Linked DNA regions of Homo sapiens: region 1 is linked to region 2. A link is a loop called in an ENCODE intact Hi-C map of the cell type or tissue named here. Cell type or tissue: CD4-positive, alpha-beta T cell. All regions are shown on one strand. Links, peaks and the distances in the headings refer to the core of each region. The heading gives the core; the rest is flanking DNA. Region 1 holds the start of INTS2 (integrator complex subunit 2). Region 2 holds the start of LINC02875 (long intergenic non-protein coding RNA 2875).

Region 1 (8,321 bases), core at 1-8,000, 520 kb after region 2:
TGCCTGACTTCTTGTCTCTTTTTCTGTCTACCTCCCTATACATAGACATCAAATCATGCATACTTTGAGCTGTGGTTAAAAGAAATGCACCTTGTTCATAATTGCCAACAGTTCACTAAGCACAAGACGCAATCGACGAGGTGAATCACTGTGTTCAAACTCTAACGTCAGTCCATGCTGAAGCTGTGATACCAGGATGCTCTCTCCACTGCCTCCTCCAAGTTTATGCCTAATGAAGTACAAAACATGTAACAATTATGAAAACACTGATATGGAAATAATTGCATAAAAATTATCTTTTATTGAAATAAGCTATAAAAGGATGTATAAAGTGTTCTAAAATGTTCTGTTACTTCTGAAATGCTATTTAGTTTGCCTGTGTATTTCAGGGATTCACATCCTACGTATAATAAATACTCCACCACATAGGCCAGGCACAGTGGCTCACGCCGGTAATCCCAGTACTTTGGGAGGCTGAGGCAGGTGGATCACAAGGTTGGGAGTTCGAGACCAGCCTGGCCAATATGGTGAAACCTCGTCTCTACTAATAATACAAAAAAGCCGGGCATGGTGGCGCGTGCCTGTAGTCCCATCTACTCGGGAGACTGAGGCAGAAGAATCACTTGAACCCAGGAGGTGGAGGTTGCAGTGAGCCGAGATCACGCCACCGCACTCCAGCCTGGGCAACAGGGCAAGACTCGGTCTAAAAAAAAATAAAAATAAAAATAAATAAATAAATACTCTACCACAACTGACAATTAACACTCACTTCCACTGATGGTGGCTTGCTACTAGATTCACAATGGGCAGGGAAGGACATAGCACCTGCCCAGAATCTTTGGGAATATCTAAGCTTTAAAAGCCTCCCAAGAGGCTGGGCCCAGTGGCTCACACTTGTAATCCCAGCACTTTGGGAGGCCAAGGCAGGTGGATCACCTGAGGCCAGGAGTTGGAGACCAGCCTGGCCAACATGATGAAACCCCATCTCTACTAAAAATACAAAAAATTAGCCGGGCATGGTGGCAGGTGCCTGTAATCCCAGCTACTCGGGAGGCTGAGGCAGGAGGATCGCTTGAACCTGGGAGGCTGAGGTTGCAGTGAGCCAAGATCACGCCATTGCACTCCAGCCTGGGCAACAAGAGCGAAACTCTGTCTCAAAAAAGAAAAAAAAAAGCCTCCCAAGTGATTCCAATAAATCCCTCTAATCTAGGGGAAGTTACCCTACCTACTTCCCACTGAAAGTAATTGGCCTAATGAGTTTAGCCCACATACAACAGCACATTGCCATATTTCTCTAGATAACATTTTATAACATGGAAGTCAAAAGATTCTGGAACTGTAACTATATACAGAAAAGACCTAAGTAAAATGCTCTCCAGAATTTAGATTCTCATTCTCTCTTTTCTGGAGAGCTCTAAAAAATATCTGATTCCCTGTTCTTTGTCAAATCCAAATCCACATATAATATAACATAACATTACCTAAGCTGCTGTTCTTTGCTGGCATCTTGTTCTAAAGCATGAAAGTCCACGGACAACAATGCAACAATGGAGTTGACAGCTTCCACTCCAGAAAGAAGGCGAAGGATGAGTTTCTTATCCTGAGCCCAGCTTTGGCTCTGGTCAGCAGGTGCACAAAGTGCCATCCGTACCAAACAGGGCAGAAGAAGTCTTAATTCTGGATCACTTAAAGATGCCAGGCAAACAACATCCACCTTCTGCATTGCCTCAAAAGCAAAAGGGCTGACAAACTGAAGACTTGTACATTCAGTCATTATTACTGTTTGTTGATCCTAATGGTAAAAATACAAATGAAAGTAGGAGTTTAACTTTCACATGTATGAACACCCAACTTTCTAAAAACCCTGAAAAATGTGGTGTATCTTTAATAGGTCCCTATGTTGGCAATGTTCCTGGCACAATCAAGACAAGGCTTCTCTGTCTCCCTAGGTTTATACTGTCACCTGGGAAATGGGAAAGAAAACAGAGTATATTAATGTCTCTTCCAGCCTCAGGAATCTTCTGCTCTAATACTCATATTTTACAAAGAAGGAATATGAAGCCCAGAGAGATGAAGTAACACGCCCAAAATAGTATTACTAGTTAGAGGCACAATCCAAGGCTGAATCCTCATCTACTAAAATCCCAGTCCAAGACTTTCTCCACTATATCAGTCACATGAGCTCCACAAAATGTAAACAAAAGTGAATGGTCATAGTTAAGTGCTTTCTTTCATACCCCGATAGTTTCACATGCCTACCCCGATATACATCAAGAACTATTGGGCTTCTCTTTCTCACCCTCCATGAGTCGGTGGAAAAACTAGCAAATCACTGGGCAGAACCAATGCCAGATTCAAGGCTCTGGAGGCCACAACACTATCCTATGTCCCCTGTGTTACCGGGTAAAAAGCAGATGTGTGGGTGCTATGTGAGAAAGACGCGTCTCATTAGCGCACTTCTCTGTCTCCAGGAATCATCCAAGGCACAAAAAGTAAACAAAAAGGCAGTGAGCTGGCAGCCAAAGCAGTCCCCTCTCAAGGCCGACCGACTAGCAGCAGCGTGGGTAAAAGTCGTGGGTAAAAACTGCTTTGCTTTCAGGGAGGGGCTGCTCTTTTAACAGAGGGGCGGGCTGACTGGAGCAGAGGAGCCAAGACCTGCGTGCTCCTCCGTCTCGCCCCGGGCGCAACTAGAACCAATAAGTCCCTCAGGCTGAGCAAAGTCTGGCCAGGCTCCGACACGGACCTAGGAACGCGCTGAGGCCAGAGAAGCGGACGCTTCATACCTTAAGATCTACCCTCCAGCCTCACGGAACCGCACACGGACTCCGCGTCCTAGAGGCGGGACGCGGCAGAAATCGAGAGCGCGGTCCGATGTTGGGCCTAGGCGATATCCGGAACCCCAAACCCTAGTTGTGCCTCGAGTCGACTCGGACACCAAGAACTCAGACGCCGGGACCAACCGGGTTGTCGATACAAAGTGGGAAGGATGGGGGCACCACACAAAGGCAGAACCGGGACTGTAGGAACGGAAAAGCGGGAGACTTTTTCAACCTGCACCCAGCACCTTCATTCATCCCCAGCGTCTGACTCCCGTCGGCCACCGTACTGGTCTGAGAGGAAGGGTGGCTGCGAGAGGAAAGGCAGAGACGTCGGCGCCAATGCAACTGTGCGCGTGCGCGGCCCCGCCCCTTTCTCCACTTTATTTGCCCTGCCCTACTTGTTCGCCAAAAATTTAGAAATGTGATTCTGGTAGGCTCTGATTTCCAGAGCCTACCAGCTCCTTCCTTTTAGACAAGCAAGCCACTGAGCCCCTCAGAACTTAAATTTCATCATCACAGGATTGCCATGGCATTCAAATGGCATAACGTGTGTTAAAATCGTTCCCACTATTCTTTGACACTAGTGGTACCAAACTGTACTCTTTAAATCTTTGCCTGTGCCTTCCCAGAACCAAAATTCTAGAATCCCAGGATTTGTGGGAGAATTTTAAAAGTGATCTAACCCCAAACTTTCTTCCGCTCTTGACCTCACACCTCCGCTGTCAGAAGTTAAACACCTTCCTTTCAGGTTCTTAACTTGGGGGACCCATAGAACCTTAGAGAGGCAATGCACGGGGATTCAGGAATTCTCTGGAATCCGTTCAGAACTGAGTGCTCGGCACTTCTTCTGGGAAGAGGGTCCAAAACTTTCAACAACTTCTCAAAGGAAGTCTGATCACTCAGAAAAGAACCACTAGTCTATATATGAAGAACCGCTAGTCCATATGTCTTCATACTATTTATTGTTCCTAGTTCGATCAACGTTTATTTGGCAACTTCTATTTACCAGATATTGTGCTAGGAGCTGGAAATAAAAATATTTTACAAAGATATAGCACTTTATAACCTCTTTAAAAATAAAGTCAGAGCCGGGCGTGGTGTCTCATGCCTGTAATCCCAGCGCTTTGGGAAGCCGAGGCGGGCGGATCACCTGAGGTCAGGAGTTCGAGACCAGCCTGACGCAACATGACTAAACCCCAACTCTACAAAAAATATAAAAATTAGGCCGAGCACGATGGCTCATGCCTGTAATCCTAGCACTTTGGGAGGCCGAGGCAGGCAGATCACGAGGCCAGGAGTTCGAGACCAGCCTGACCAACATGGTGAAACTCCGCCTCTACTAAAAATGCAAAAATTAGCCAGGCGTGGTGGTGTGCGCCTGTAATCTCAGCTACTTGGGAGGCTGAGGCGGGAGCATTGCTTGAACCTGGGAGGCGGAGGTTGTGGTGAGCTGAGATCGTGCCATTGCACTCCAGCCTAGGCAATAAGAGCGAAACTCCGTCTCAAAAAAAAAAAAAAAAAAAAAAAATTACCCCAGCGTGGTGATGGAGCACCTGTAGTCCCAGCTACTTCGGAGGCTGAGACAGGAAAATCACTTGAACCTAGGAGGCAGATGTTTCAGTGAGCAGAGATCATGCCACCGCACTCCAGCCTGGGCAACAGAGCCAGACTCCATCTCAAAAATATATATATATATATGACTTTCAACATAGATCAGCAAAGGAAGAAAAGAATTGTGTGTTGCAATGCTTCTGAAAATTTTTTCCACCTGACCCACAATAATACATTTCACATTGTGACCCAGAAAAAACATATGTATATATCCACATACAAAAATAAGTGTAAGTGTATAAATTTATATGCTATATAAACATATAAATATATAACATATAAACCCACATTTACATGGAAACAAATATTTCGTATAATAACACACACACTACATGTTTCTACTTCTCTTTAAAAAACTGCTGGTCACTGCACACTAAAACTGATTTCACACTCTATTAATGGGTTGCACACTGTACTGTCCTAGCATTTTTAAGCTAATATTTGGGATTTATTTATTGAACACTTGCTAGGCACTGTAATAAATGCTTTATATATATTATCTGATTCAATCTTGTGACGTAGGTAATATTCGCCTTTTGCAATTGTGGAAACTGAGAGAGGGTAAGCAATTTCATCTCCATGGATGGTCATTTCACAGGAAAAGTGTGAAGGCAGTGCAAACATTGGTTTGAGGGACGAATGAGAGGAAGATGTGGGTATGAACTAAGTGATTTTAAAGATCCTTTCCAACTCTAATTATGATCCTCTGTTCACTAATGGAGAAACATCATGCAGATTCAGTATCTCCATCTTGATCTATGGAGAAACAGAAAAATCACTGAATGAGATGGCTGCAGTGTCACATAATGAGTGCTGACACTTCCTCCAAGTCCCCCTCTCCTTTTCTTCCAGTTCACCAACTTGACCTTGAGTTGCTCAAGCCAGAAACCTAAAAGTCATCCTAGACTCTAATCTCTCCCCCTTGTATTAATTTAGCAAAAATCTTTATAATCATTGAAACATTGTAATGTTTGCCAATAAAACTTTTTTTTTTTTGAGACAGAGTCTCGTTCTGTTGCCCAAGCTGGAGTGCAGTGGCACGATCTCGGCTCACTACAACCTCTGCCTCCCAAGCTGAAGCAATCCTCCCACCTCAGCCTCCTGAGTAGCTGGGACAATAGGTGTGCACCACCACACTTGGCTAATTTTTTTTTTTTTTTTTTTGAGACAGAGTCTCGCTGTGTCACCCAGGCTGGAGTGCAGTGGTGCGATCTTGGCTCACTGCAACCTCCGCCTCCCAGGGTCAAGCGATTCTCCTGCCTCAGCCTCCTGAGTAGGTGGGATTACAGGTGCCTGCCACCATGCCTGGCTAATTTTTTGTATTTTTAGTAGAGACAGGGTTTCACCATGTTGGCCAGGCTGGTCTCAAACTCCTGACCTCAGCTGATCCACCCACCTTGGCCTCCCAAAATGCTGGGATTTCAGGCATGAGTCCCTGTACCCAGCCTCTCTTTTTTTTTCCTTTTCGACACAAGTTCTCAAGAAAAGAGCGGCAGTGCAGTTGGGCGATCTTGGCTCACTACAACCTCAACCTCCTGGGCTCAGGTGATCCTCCCACTTCAGCCTCCCAAGTAACTGAGACTATGGTCATGCATCACCACACCTGGCTAATTTTTCTATTTTTTTGTAGAGACAGGGTTTCATTATGTGGCCAGGCTGGTCTTGAACTCCTGGACTCAAGCCATCTGTCCCCCCTCAGTCCACCAAAGTGCTAGGATTACAGGTGCAAGCCACTGCACCTGGCTTGACCAGCTTGCTTTTATTCTTCTACTTTATTTTTCAATCAGACTGGAGGAAGAGAGAAACACAAGTAATGAAAAAATGAGAAAAACAGAAAAACACATTAGAATATCTATTATGTTTCATGTATACTAGGTGCTTAATGTAGGTTGCAGAGTAATTGAGCTTCCAGCAGTTAGAAGACCTAACTATACAAAGGTGAGGACCAATGTCCTTCAGAAATAGTCATAGAATTCCAGAAGCACAAGGATCTCAGAAGACATCTAGCTCCATTTTGCTCAACATGATGCTCTTTATAGTGTGACTATTTTATCTTGTAAGATGTCTTTCAGGAGGGCACGATGGCTCATGCCTGTAATCCCAGCACTTTGGGAGGCCGAGGCGGGTGGATCACGAGGTCAGGAGTTCTAGACCAGCCTGGCCAATATGATGAAACCCTGTCTCTACTAAAAATACAAAAATTAGTTGGGTGTGGTGGTGTGCACCTGTAGTCCCAGCTGCTTGGGAGGCTGAGGCAGGAGAATCGCTTGAACCCGAGAGGTGGAGGTTGCATTGAGCCGAGATTGCGCCACTGCACTCTAGCCTGGGCAACAGAGTGAGACTCCATCTCAAAAAATATATATATTCTTTCATGTTTCAGCCTGTAAAGATCTTTGACTCTTTTACACTGGCTATCTGTTTTAGCTTAGCAGATCATATCTTCATTAATATTATGGATAAAACATTGAATAGAATTGGGTCCAGCCAAGACTTCTAGTTCAGCATTAGAGACATCCCTCCAGGTTGACATAGCTCCACCAATCAAGGCTCAAGTATGAGACTGTTTTATAAATCAGCCCAACTACTAAAACACTACCCTGCTTTGGGATAAAGTTGAATTTCTTTAGGATGGAACTAAAAAGACAGATTGATTGATTATATTTTTTTGAGACAGAGTCTCGCTCTGTCACCCTGGATGGAGTGCAGTGGCTCAATCTTGGCTCACTGCAACCTCCGCCTCCCAGGTTCAAGCAATTCTCCTGCCTCAACCTCCCAAGTAGCTGGGATTACAGGCACCTGCCACCATGCCCAACTAAATTTTTGTGTATTTTTAGGAGAGACGGGGTTTCACCATGTTGGCCGGGCTTGTGTCAGTCTCCTGACCTCAAGTGATCTGCACGGCTTGGCCTCCCAAAGTGCTGAGATTACAGGCGTGAGCCACTGTGCCAAGCCCTAAGACAGATTTTTTTTTTTTGAGGTGGAGTCTCAGTCTGTCGCCCAGGTTGGAGTGCAGTGGCACAATCTCAGCTCATTGCAACCTCTGCCTCTTGGGTTCAAGCGATTCTCCTGCCTCAGCCTCCTGCGTAACTGGGATTACAGGCACCCACCACCATGCCTGGCTAAATTTTTTGGGGTATTTTCAGTAGAGATGGGTTTTCACCATGTTGACCAGGCTGGTCTCAAACTCTTGACCTCAGGTGATTTGCCCACCTCAGCCTCCCAAAGTGCTGAGATTACAGGCTTGAGCCACTGCGCCCAACCCAAAAACAGATTTTTATGGTCTGACTTAAAACTCTAGCTTGGAGTCCTGCCGTATCCCACCATGGTGTCATTTTAGTCAGTTGGAACTGTTTATGTCTCAAATCCTTCTCAATATTCTTGGACCTTCTCATCACAGTTCCTCCTGTCTAGAATGCTTTTCATTCTCTTTTTTAATGCAAACTCCTAAGTGTCCTTTAAGTCTCACCTCCAGTGTTCCCTTGCTAAGAGACCTTTCCCTGACAAACCACCTACCCTTTAACTTATCAGGTATCCCTATTCTATGCTCTCAAGGCACCTTTTGCTTCTTTCAGCTATACTACTTAACACATTATATTGTAATTGTTAGAACTTCTCTGTCTCTCCCACTAAAAAGTATTTTGAGAGGGCCGGGCACGGTGGTTCACCCCTGTAATCCCAGCACTTTGGGAGGCCGAGATGGGTGGATCATGAGGTCAGGAGATCAAGACCATCCTGGCTAACACAGTGAAACCCTGTCTCTACTAAAAATACAAAAAATTAGCCGGGTGTGGTGGCGGGCGCCTGTAGTCCCAGCTACTCGGGAGGCTGAGGCAGGAGAATGGCATGAACCCAGGAGGCGGAGCTTGCAGTGAGCTGAGATCGTGTCACTGC
Region 2 (8,323 bases), core at 213-8,212:
GAGATTAACTCATACATTTAAAGTTTTTTTCATTTTACGTGAGCATCTATATTGTACAGGGCTGGGGGGGCCCTTGGCTGCGGGAGAAGGCCCAGAGCCCTGGAGGAGCCACCACCCCGCCGGCCCCTCGACCCCTCGGCCCCTCGGCCCCTCCGCCCGGGTTTGGCTCGCCCGGCCCGCGGGCTCCACCTCAGGTTTTCACTTTTCGCTCCGGAGCGAGAACGAAACGACAAAAACGCAAGAAAACAATAAAACGCTAGAAAGCGAAGTGAACGGCGCTGTGCGCTCTGTGGGTCGCGCGGGGCTGGGGCGCTGCACGCGCGCAAGGAGGGACGAGAGGCGGGGACAAAAGGCTGCGCGCCCCTCGCCCGGCGGCAGCTGCACCCCGGGGACGGCAGGGCGGCACGGCGGCAGGGCGGCTGGGGCGCTGGCGGAGCCGCGAGGCCGGGCGGCGCCGGCGCGGGACGCGGGGTGCGTCCCAGGCCGGGGCTGGACTCCCCCTGCCGGCCGCTCCCGCAGCTCCGCGCAACGGGCCTGGGCACCCACCCGGGCCGGGAGGAGAGCAGCCGAGCGGCCTGGACTCCTGGCTTCTGACTCCCTTTCCGGGAAACCACACTGGAAACCCATCTCCTTTCAATGCTTCTGGGTGGGTGGGCTGGGAGGATGGGTGTTCCTTGTCCAACCTCTCCCTTCGGAGGAGGGGTTTGGCTGTGTCCCACCCCCGTACTCCCCGCCAAATATCGCTGAGCCTAGAATTCTTTCCCCTCTCTCTGCCTCCTGAACCTCAAAGACAAACATTTCCTCCGCGTCAGGGCTGTTGGCTAGAGTGGCAAAATCTGGACTAAAAGGTCTTACTTTAACTCATCTATCTAAATCCCTCTTGGGAGAGTGGAGAGTGGGGTCAGTGGGCTATTTCCATTCCTGCCTCAGTTTCCCCTGTATAATAATGGGCTTGGCTGGGGTCTCTCCGGGGTCCAGCTGTGTCAGTCTCCATTAGGCTGGTCCTTCCCCGAGACCCACTCCTGCAAGGACAGCTGCCTCCCACCCCGCGCCGGTGAGCTCCCCCTCCTTGCCCAGCTAGCAGGTGTCTCCAGCCCCCACTTCTAGCAGTGGGAGCTGGGCGGGCACTCCTTTAGCCCTGGGTCTGGTCGGTCACCGAGCACGCCACCTCCTTCCCAGTTCTCTCCTCTTTAAGCCTTGGGGACCCTGAACGCCCTGCCCCAACAGGCTGCCCACCTTGGGCACTGCACAGGGTGGGGCTTGGGGAGGGTGCTGGCTTCCAAAACACCAGGGACGTTGAGATGGAGGAACGGTGATGGTGAAGGTGGAATGGACAGTTGGGCCCCCAGACTCCCAGGACGCCTTTGTGGGCCGATACATTTGCAAGGAGCGAGAGAGAGAGAACCAGGCCCGCCTCTTCAGGATGGTGCTGCCCCCAGGCCACGCCGAATGCGGCTGGAGCAGGGAGGGGACTCAGCCAGTGCACGAGTGGGAGGTTGCAGTAGAACGTATCCCAACCCCAGAGGGTGGGTTCTGGCTTCCCTGCCTCAGACCTGCGGGCAGGTCCGGGAACCCGACAGGGACAGAGAAGCCCGTTTTCCAGCCTAAATAGAAGCTCGTGGGCAGCGCGTTTGCTGGAGGTCGCTTTGGGCTGAAACGCCTCTCATACTCCTAGAGGAGCGGCGCGTTTGCGTCCCGCGGCTTCTCACTTTCAGCAGGACATTAGGAGGGAGACGAGAGTCGGCTGCGCGCCCGCGGCGGCCTACGTACAGGGCTGCGGACACCAGGGGGCAGCACCGACTTAGGGTCGCGGGAGGGGTGCGGGTGCGGGCATGGGCGCGGGGGAGGCGGGTGCCTGCGAAGGCCGGGCGGGGCGGCCTAGTCGCGGCCGTTTTTAGGCCGCGTCGTTGCTGCAGCAACCCGGGTGGGGTGGGGTGGGACTCCAGGGCCTCGAGATCCCCCACACCACTTTCGCCGCCACCTCCCGCCGCACATGTCCCCTCCGAGTCGCCCACCCGGCGCTCCGCGGGGCCCCAGCTGGTAGCCTGAGTGCGACTGCGGGAACCCGCGGCCGGCGGCTGGGCCTTGTCCCAGACAAAGGCTAGGCCACTCCCATGTCCAATTAAGCCACCCTCCTCCCCGGCCTCCCAGCCCTCATTGTCCCCGGGGTCGCCAATTAGCCTAGGCGCCCGGCGTACCCGCCGCTCCGGTGCCGCAAGGCCTCCTTAACCCTTCAGGGCCTGGCCCGGGGTCCTTGGACGGCAGAGCCGCCGGCACACGCGTGGCAGGAGGGCCAGTGCTGGGACGATGGCGATACCTGCTGGCGGCCTAGCCTGTCGCCTCGGGCTCTCGCGTGTGGGGCGTGTGAGGTCTAAGAGGGAATTGTGCGTGTCGGTGTGGGGTGGCGCGTGCGATTCCCGGAGGAACTCGGAGATGGAGGGTGTGAGTGCAGGGGCTCCGAGAGACCCCTAGCGGCTAAGCCGCCCGGATCCCAAGGCCCAGGGGACCTCATTTCCTCTCGGGTTAATCGGAATCTTCCGAGCCCTCAAGCCCTTCCTCCTCCACTCCCCCGCCGCTGCTGTGGAGAACCGGAGCCACCGGTATGGCCTGGCCCTGCCCTCCCGAAGGCCGCAGCTCCCGGGCCCGCCTCCCCAGCTGACCGCGAACTCCTGCGTGGGGTGCTCCTGGGGCGGGAGGGGCGCGCTCAGCCTCGCTCTCCCCGGGACTCTCACGCTCAAGCGCCCCGGCTTGAGGCCGGGACCCCCTATTTCCCGGTTATGGGACGGCCCCTTGAGGGACAGCCTCTACGAGCCCTGGATTTATACCCCGAGCCTGCCTTCCTCCGCTCTGGGAAGGACCCAAAATCCAGTCCCGCTTCCTCCCCCTCCTTCGCTGTCCTTGGCCCCGAGGTGCGGAGCACCGGCGGTCAGGCGGGATCCCGCAGGAGGCCGAGCGCTCCCTGCTCGCAGGACAGGGCGGCAGCGGAGGGAGCCCCCGCCCTCTTGGGAGGAAGCCCGAGCTCCGGGTCTCCTGGGCACCCTCCCGGGAGCGCCTTCGGGGTGGAGGCTGGTTGCCGGGCGCTGAACGTGTCCGAGCACGCCCGGGGCGGTTTTGCACTTGGACTTCCTTTTGGGCTCTCCGGAGGCGCATATCTGTTCCTCCTATTGGATGGGGCCGGGGACCCCAAACCCACTCCGGAAGCACCGATTTCCAGCGCTGACGGCCGCGCCTGGTTTCCCAGCGAGTCCTCTTGGCAGCTCCCGCAGCTCCCCGCCGGGAGCACGAGTGGGAGCGAACCCAGAGCCCGCCCAGGCCTCGGGCCTCGGCAACTCCTCACAGGTCCACGAGATGGCGCTGCAGGCCAGGGCCCGGGCCGCGGCCTCACAGCCCGCCTCGGGCGAGAGCGGGAGATAGACTGCGGACCCCGGCAAGCGGGGCACGGAGGCACAGCCACCGACACAGGCAGAGCCGGGTCCGGAGCCCGGCACAGGCCGCCGAGGGACCGAGGGACTCCGGGGCTGCGGACACACTGAGCGGAGGGCTTGAGGCTCGGGGTGGGGCCTTCTCCCCTGCTGCCAGAACCGCCCGGCAGCGCCAGCTCGGCGACCTTCCAGGCTGCTGCAGACCCCAGCTTGTCCTCTTCTGCGCGCCCGCGGGGCTGGGCCCTCGCGTTCTCTCTGCGGGAAGTGAGCCGCCGGCCTCCGGCCTCCTGGGCCCCTCCGAAGGGGGCTGTGGCTGGCATCCGCAGCGCGCGGGGCGCACGGCCCTAGGAGCGCGGGGCCCACTCGACGGTGAGGACTTACGGGCGGGATAGGGGAAGGATCGGCGGGGATCCAGCGCTCCTCCAGCGGAGAGGGCCCCCTCGGCTCCGACCCGCCCTCCTCACCACCCTCATCCGGCTCTTCAGGGCGGGGTCTTCAGGGTCGAGGGCAGGATGTGCCCTGTGGAGCTGCTCACCTAAGTTCCTGCCTCCATAGGGGAGGCTTTGGGCTGCGTTATTCCAGCGGGAGGTGGTGGGGACTGGGGAGGGCCCAGGGGTCAGCCTGAGAATCTCGCCCTTGGATTAAAAGCCACCAATGCTCTGGGTCAAGTCTCAATGGGAGGCTGGGGATGTAAGACCCGTTGGCTGGGGAATGCCAGAGTTGGAGGGGGTGGGGCTTAGAAGCCTGTTTCCAGCTGACCTTTTATGTCCCCAGATGAGCTCTGGCACCCTCAGAGATTAACCCTACACACGTTTCCTAAGGGCACACGGCTAGAAAGCAGCCCAGTTAACACCAGTCGAGGGTCATTTCCACTGCAATACAGTCACCGGCTGGGTGATGGGACCCAGGCCAGATGTCGTCCCTGCACTAGGCTCTCAGCTCTTTTCTCTTTCAAAGTACAGTGTAGCAGAGAATAGGACCAAATCTTTGGTGATTTAATAATTATCTACATGCTCATCTATGGCTGAAGCAGCTGCTTGGTAGGAAAACTGGACAGGAGATAGATAGGTACAAGGTCGAACTCTGCCTCTAGAGCTGTGAGTGCTCTTTGAAAATGTGACTTTATTCTCTGGGCTGCAGAAGCCTCATCTGCAAAATAAGTAGTTTGGACTAAAATCCAGTTGATCTGCGAATGGCCAGTTGACCTGGGTCCAGTTTCCCCCCCGTCCCGCCCCCAGCCTCAACTGCTTCAGAGAAGAGCCATGTTCCCATTTAATGCTTGAGGAACCTGAGCCAGAGGGATAGGTGGAGTCACAGACCTTGAGGACCTTGGCCAAGATTCTTGGGGTGGGGGACTGGGTTGGTGGCCTGGATGAATTCCCAATTAGGAAATTACATTCTAAGTCCCGGCTGCCTCCATTCCCTGTGGGGTGCGATTGTCAGTCACAGCTTGGCCTTCTACCTCGAGCAAGCTGCTTTTGGAGAGATGCAGACTAGTGGGTTGCGGGCGGGGGGGCGGGGGTGACTTTGGTGCCCAGCACTACAATTTGTTGACTGTGTGTGACTTCTCTCCAAAGAGAGACCCCAAAGAGAGAAAGCGATACCAATGAAGGCCATTCAGGCACCCATGTTTAAGGGGGTCCCCCAGGCTAATTTCTTACTTGCGAGGAAGCCTTCATGGCAGTCAATGCGCTTTCACATGTGGCCTCTCCCCGACCCTCACTGGCCGGGTGGAGACTATGAGTCCTCGTTTCACAGACATGACATTGGGGTTCAGAGAAATGAAGTGAGGTGCCCAAGGCCATCCAGTAAATAAAGGACGGAGCTCTTTCACAATCCCTTGGGCCTGGCCCTTGGAAACTTTCGCTGATGAAGTGATGATGGGTGAGAGTCAGGCTTGCAGCAGGAAAAGGGCAAACGGGGCAGGGGAGGGAGTGCCCGGATGTCCTGGCCAGGAGGTGTGTCCGTGGGAGAAGCAGCCTGGCTCAGAGCCCAAGTCCAGCAGGCCCGGGGGAGGGTGGCCTCATGGCTCCAGTCAGCCCAGCTGGGCCTGCAAGGACCCCTGGTCGGGCAGGGGCTTCTCAGTGTAAAACCCTAACAGGGGCGTTGAGAGGATTACCCGAGAGGGGGCTGCATCCTGTGCTTAGCTCAGGGCATGGCTCATGTTTGCTCTCAATATTATTTATTTCTCTCCCAAAGAGAACAAGCAGGATGTCCTCTGGCTCCATGGTGCCTGCTCCTCAGCCCGACAGGAGCAGCTGTGGAACAGCCACTGTGTGCTTAATAAACATGCAGACATTTGATTGAATTCTCAGCACGGGGTGGCTGGTATGATTATCTCCATTTTACAGAGGACAAAATGGCCCAAGGTCATACAGCGTCAAAGAAGCAGGTCACAGGGCCACACCAGGCTCTGGCCGACCCCAGGCCTGTGTCCTTTCCTGGAGCCTGGCGTTCCTGCTCCACACGCCTGGGCTTCAAAGTCCCCCTGGCATTTGGCTCAGCCCTGTGGCAGGCTGTCCTGGGACTGGTTTACATTTAGCCCTGGACTGGCTGGTCAGTTCCTTCATCCAGCTCCCACTTTGGGTCTTATTTATTTCCTTCTTGGGGGGCTGTCCAACACTTCCATGCTTTGCCTGCCCATAACTGTCCCCGTTTGCCCATGACAGTTCTGGTTTGACTATTGGCATCCTGAGTTCTGGGAGACCCCTCAGGTCTGAGCAAGTTACCCAATAGGTCACCTTGCCATCACCACACACATACCCCTACACTGGGCCAGGAGACCCAGCAATGAGTGAAACAGACACCAGCACCCCCATTGAGGGAGCCAATGATCTGGTAGAAGATAGAGACATTCAAGGAATATATCCCTTCCCAAGAGAAGACACGGCAGTGCATGGGGTGGGGTGCGAAAAGGCTTAGCCCCAGCAAACTGGGGGCAGAGAGGAGCCGCAGAGCCTCAGAGAGGCTGGGGAGCTGGCAACTGGCCTGGTTTCCCAAGGAAACTACCCCACCAAGCATCTTCATATGGGCATGTCTTTGTGTGTTCGTGTGTGTCTGTGTGTGGTAGGTGCATGTGTATGTGCATAACACATGGCAGGAGTGCCGAAAGCCCTTGCTGGATGAGTGAATGAAGTGCACCTGGTCCCTCCAGGATAGCCCCCCCACCCCCAGGTCCTGGGCCAGAGGCCCCTCCTCCAAGTACACTTGAGTACCCTGTGGAGAGCTCCAGAGGGCTTCCGGTCTCCCCATCCAGGCCTCCTCTGTCTCCTGGGGAACTGAGGCCCAGGGAGTGTGTGTGTCTTGCCTGAGGACTTGCCTCTGCAGGAGAAAGTTACAGGCCATCCACAGACACTCCCAGCCCTCAAACCCTGCTCTCCAGCTGTGCCAGTGATTCTCTGCTCTCTAAGGGTCTGGAAACTTCTGGACTCTGGAGCAACAACCTTGTTCCCCAAGGCCAGGGCAGACCTCTCTATCTGAGTCCCTTGGGGAAGCTCCTAGCATGTTTTCCCCCACAATCTTTCTTGTGGCACAGACAGCCTTCCTGAAATGCAGCTGAGATGAAGTCACTGCCCTGGTTAAAGCCTCCCAAAGCCTTCCCTTGCTCTTGGGGTCAAGCCCAGCCTCCTTAGCCTGGCACTGGGGCCTGTGTGAGTCCTGCCTACTCGCCCCCCTCCCCAGGACTCCATCCCCACTGCCCACCTCTAGGCTAATCTTGCTGGCCTTATCTTGGCCTCTGCATATGCACATGCTTTTTCCTGGGCTTGGAGTGCTCTTCCTGCCTTCCTCCGAAAAACTCAGCCCACTAGCTCCTTCTCCAGGGAACTCCTCTGCCTTCTTCCTCCTGAGTTGGGTGCCCACGCACGCCTTGTTTCGTGTTGGTAGTCAACGAATGTATGGACTTGGGCAAGTTACTCCTCCATCACCGCTGCAAAGTGGGGATACCAGCACCTGCTCATGGTGTTTCACAGTGGGGCCGGCCAGGAGCCTGGACCAGTGAGTGATGGTTCCCGTCCCTTTGGGGGACCGTAAGGGCGGCTGAGGATGGGGCCTGGGGGCGCTCTGCGAGTGGGGACATTCCCCTCAGCCCAGCGCGGCGGCCAGGGTTGGGCCTGCCCCCTTCCCCTCCTGGAGGCCAGGCGCGGGCCGAGGAGACCCTGCCTGAATGTGCCCTAAACCTGGGGGGTTGAGACTAGAGGGGTGCTCGACAGGCCTGCGTGCTGGGTGTCTTCAGATGAAGGGCGACGAAATCCTGAGGGCAATGAGCCTCCGTGCGCACGCGCGCTGGTGACACCTCCTCCCTCTCCCAGGGAAGCGCGGCCAGGGGAGGGGCGTTTCTTGCCGCAGGACGGTTGCTGGTGACCCGGCCGGATTACTGTCATCTGTGGACTGCCTGCGCTGTGCGGGCAGTGGCTCCCTCCTACCACTAGGTGGGGATCTGGAGTCGTTCAAACCAGGAGTCCGGGGCTTGGGTTCAGGCCTGGAGCCCCTCGCCCTCCTGCCGCCAGCCAGGGTTTCCCAGCCTGCCTGACTGCCGCCTCCCGGGCACTGGGCCCGCGCTCTGTGCCTCCACTCTCATTTCTAGCTAGGTCCTGCTGCCAGAGAATAACATTGAGGCAAATGAATGAGAACACCGACTGTGCAGCCCGAGGGGCCTGGGTTCAAATCCCAGCTGCACCTTTGGTTCTGGGGATTTGGCTCGTTGGGCCTCCACTTTCCTCATCTCTAAAATAGACTCGTCTACTCATTCTGCAAAGGGCAGGAGGAAATGTGGCTGCCCTGATCGCCACCCAGAGTGGGGGGAATGGACAGTGTTCTGTCGTCTGATCCCTCACATAGGACAGCTAACCTGGACAGCACCTGTGTTCCAAGACTTCCTCATGCTCTTGTCTCACCGATAG

Evidence for each region. Hi-C counts contacts between places; a loop is a spot of excess contacts. Peaks named below come from ENCODE experiments on the same cell type or tissue, not always from the same donor. Only the 100,000 strongest peaks of a DNase experiment are listed, where the experiment ranks them.
Region 1: a loop joins it to region 2, with 4 times the contacts of the local background. A loop is called at or near these places in 4 of 110 quality-filtered maps.

What each region holds. Positions count from the first base shown.
Region 1 is chr17:61,924,871-61,933,191 of GRCh38, forward strand. It overlaps INTS2 (integrator complex subunit 2), which reads right to left and starts at 3,112. Exons shown (of 25, transcript NM_001351695.2): 1 at 2,784-3,112; 2 at 1,482-1,792; 3 at 91-229. The coding sequence starts at 1,774. RefSeq lists a silencer at 3,143-3,242. In CD4-positive, alpha-beta T cell, for the core only: no CTCF peak of the experiment used is centred there; DNase peaks (open chromatin) are centred at 2,641 and 3,131; H3K4me3 peaks cover 1,484 bases; H3K27ac peaks cover 2,330 bases.
Region 2 is chr17:61,409,199-61,417,521 of GRCh38, forward strand. TBX2 (T-box transcription factor 2) reads left to right here. Exons shown (of 7, transcript NM_005994.4): 7 at 1-268. It overlaps LINC02875 (long intergenic non-protein coding RNA 2875), which reads left to right and starts at 2,553. Exons shown (of 1, transcript NR_160788.1): 1 at 2,553-4,082. RefSeq lists silencers at 290-349, 360-409, 420-569, 1,730-1,899, 3,420-3,479 and 1 more and enhancers at 1,268-1,850, 7,538-8,085. In CD4-positive, alpha-beta T cell, for the core only: CTCF peaks have their summits at 1,947, 3,347 (motif pointing right), 3,546, 7,862 (motif pointing right) and 3 weaker places; DNase peaks (open chromatin) are centred at 473, 1,793, 3,353, 7,823 and 2 weaker places; H3K4me3 peaks cover 2,802 bases; H3K27me3 peaks cover 1,986 bases.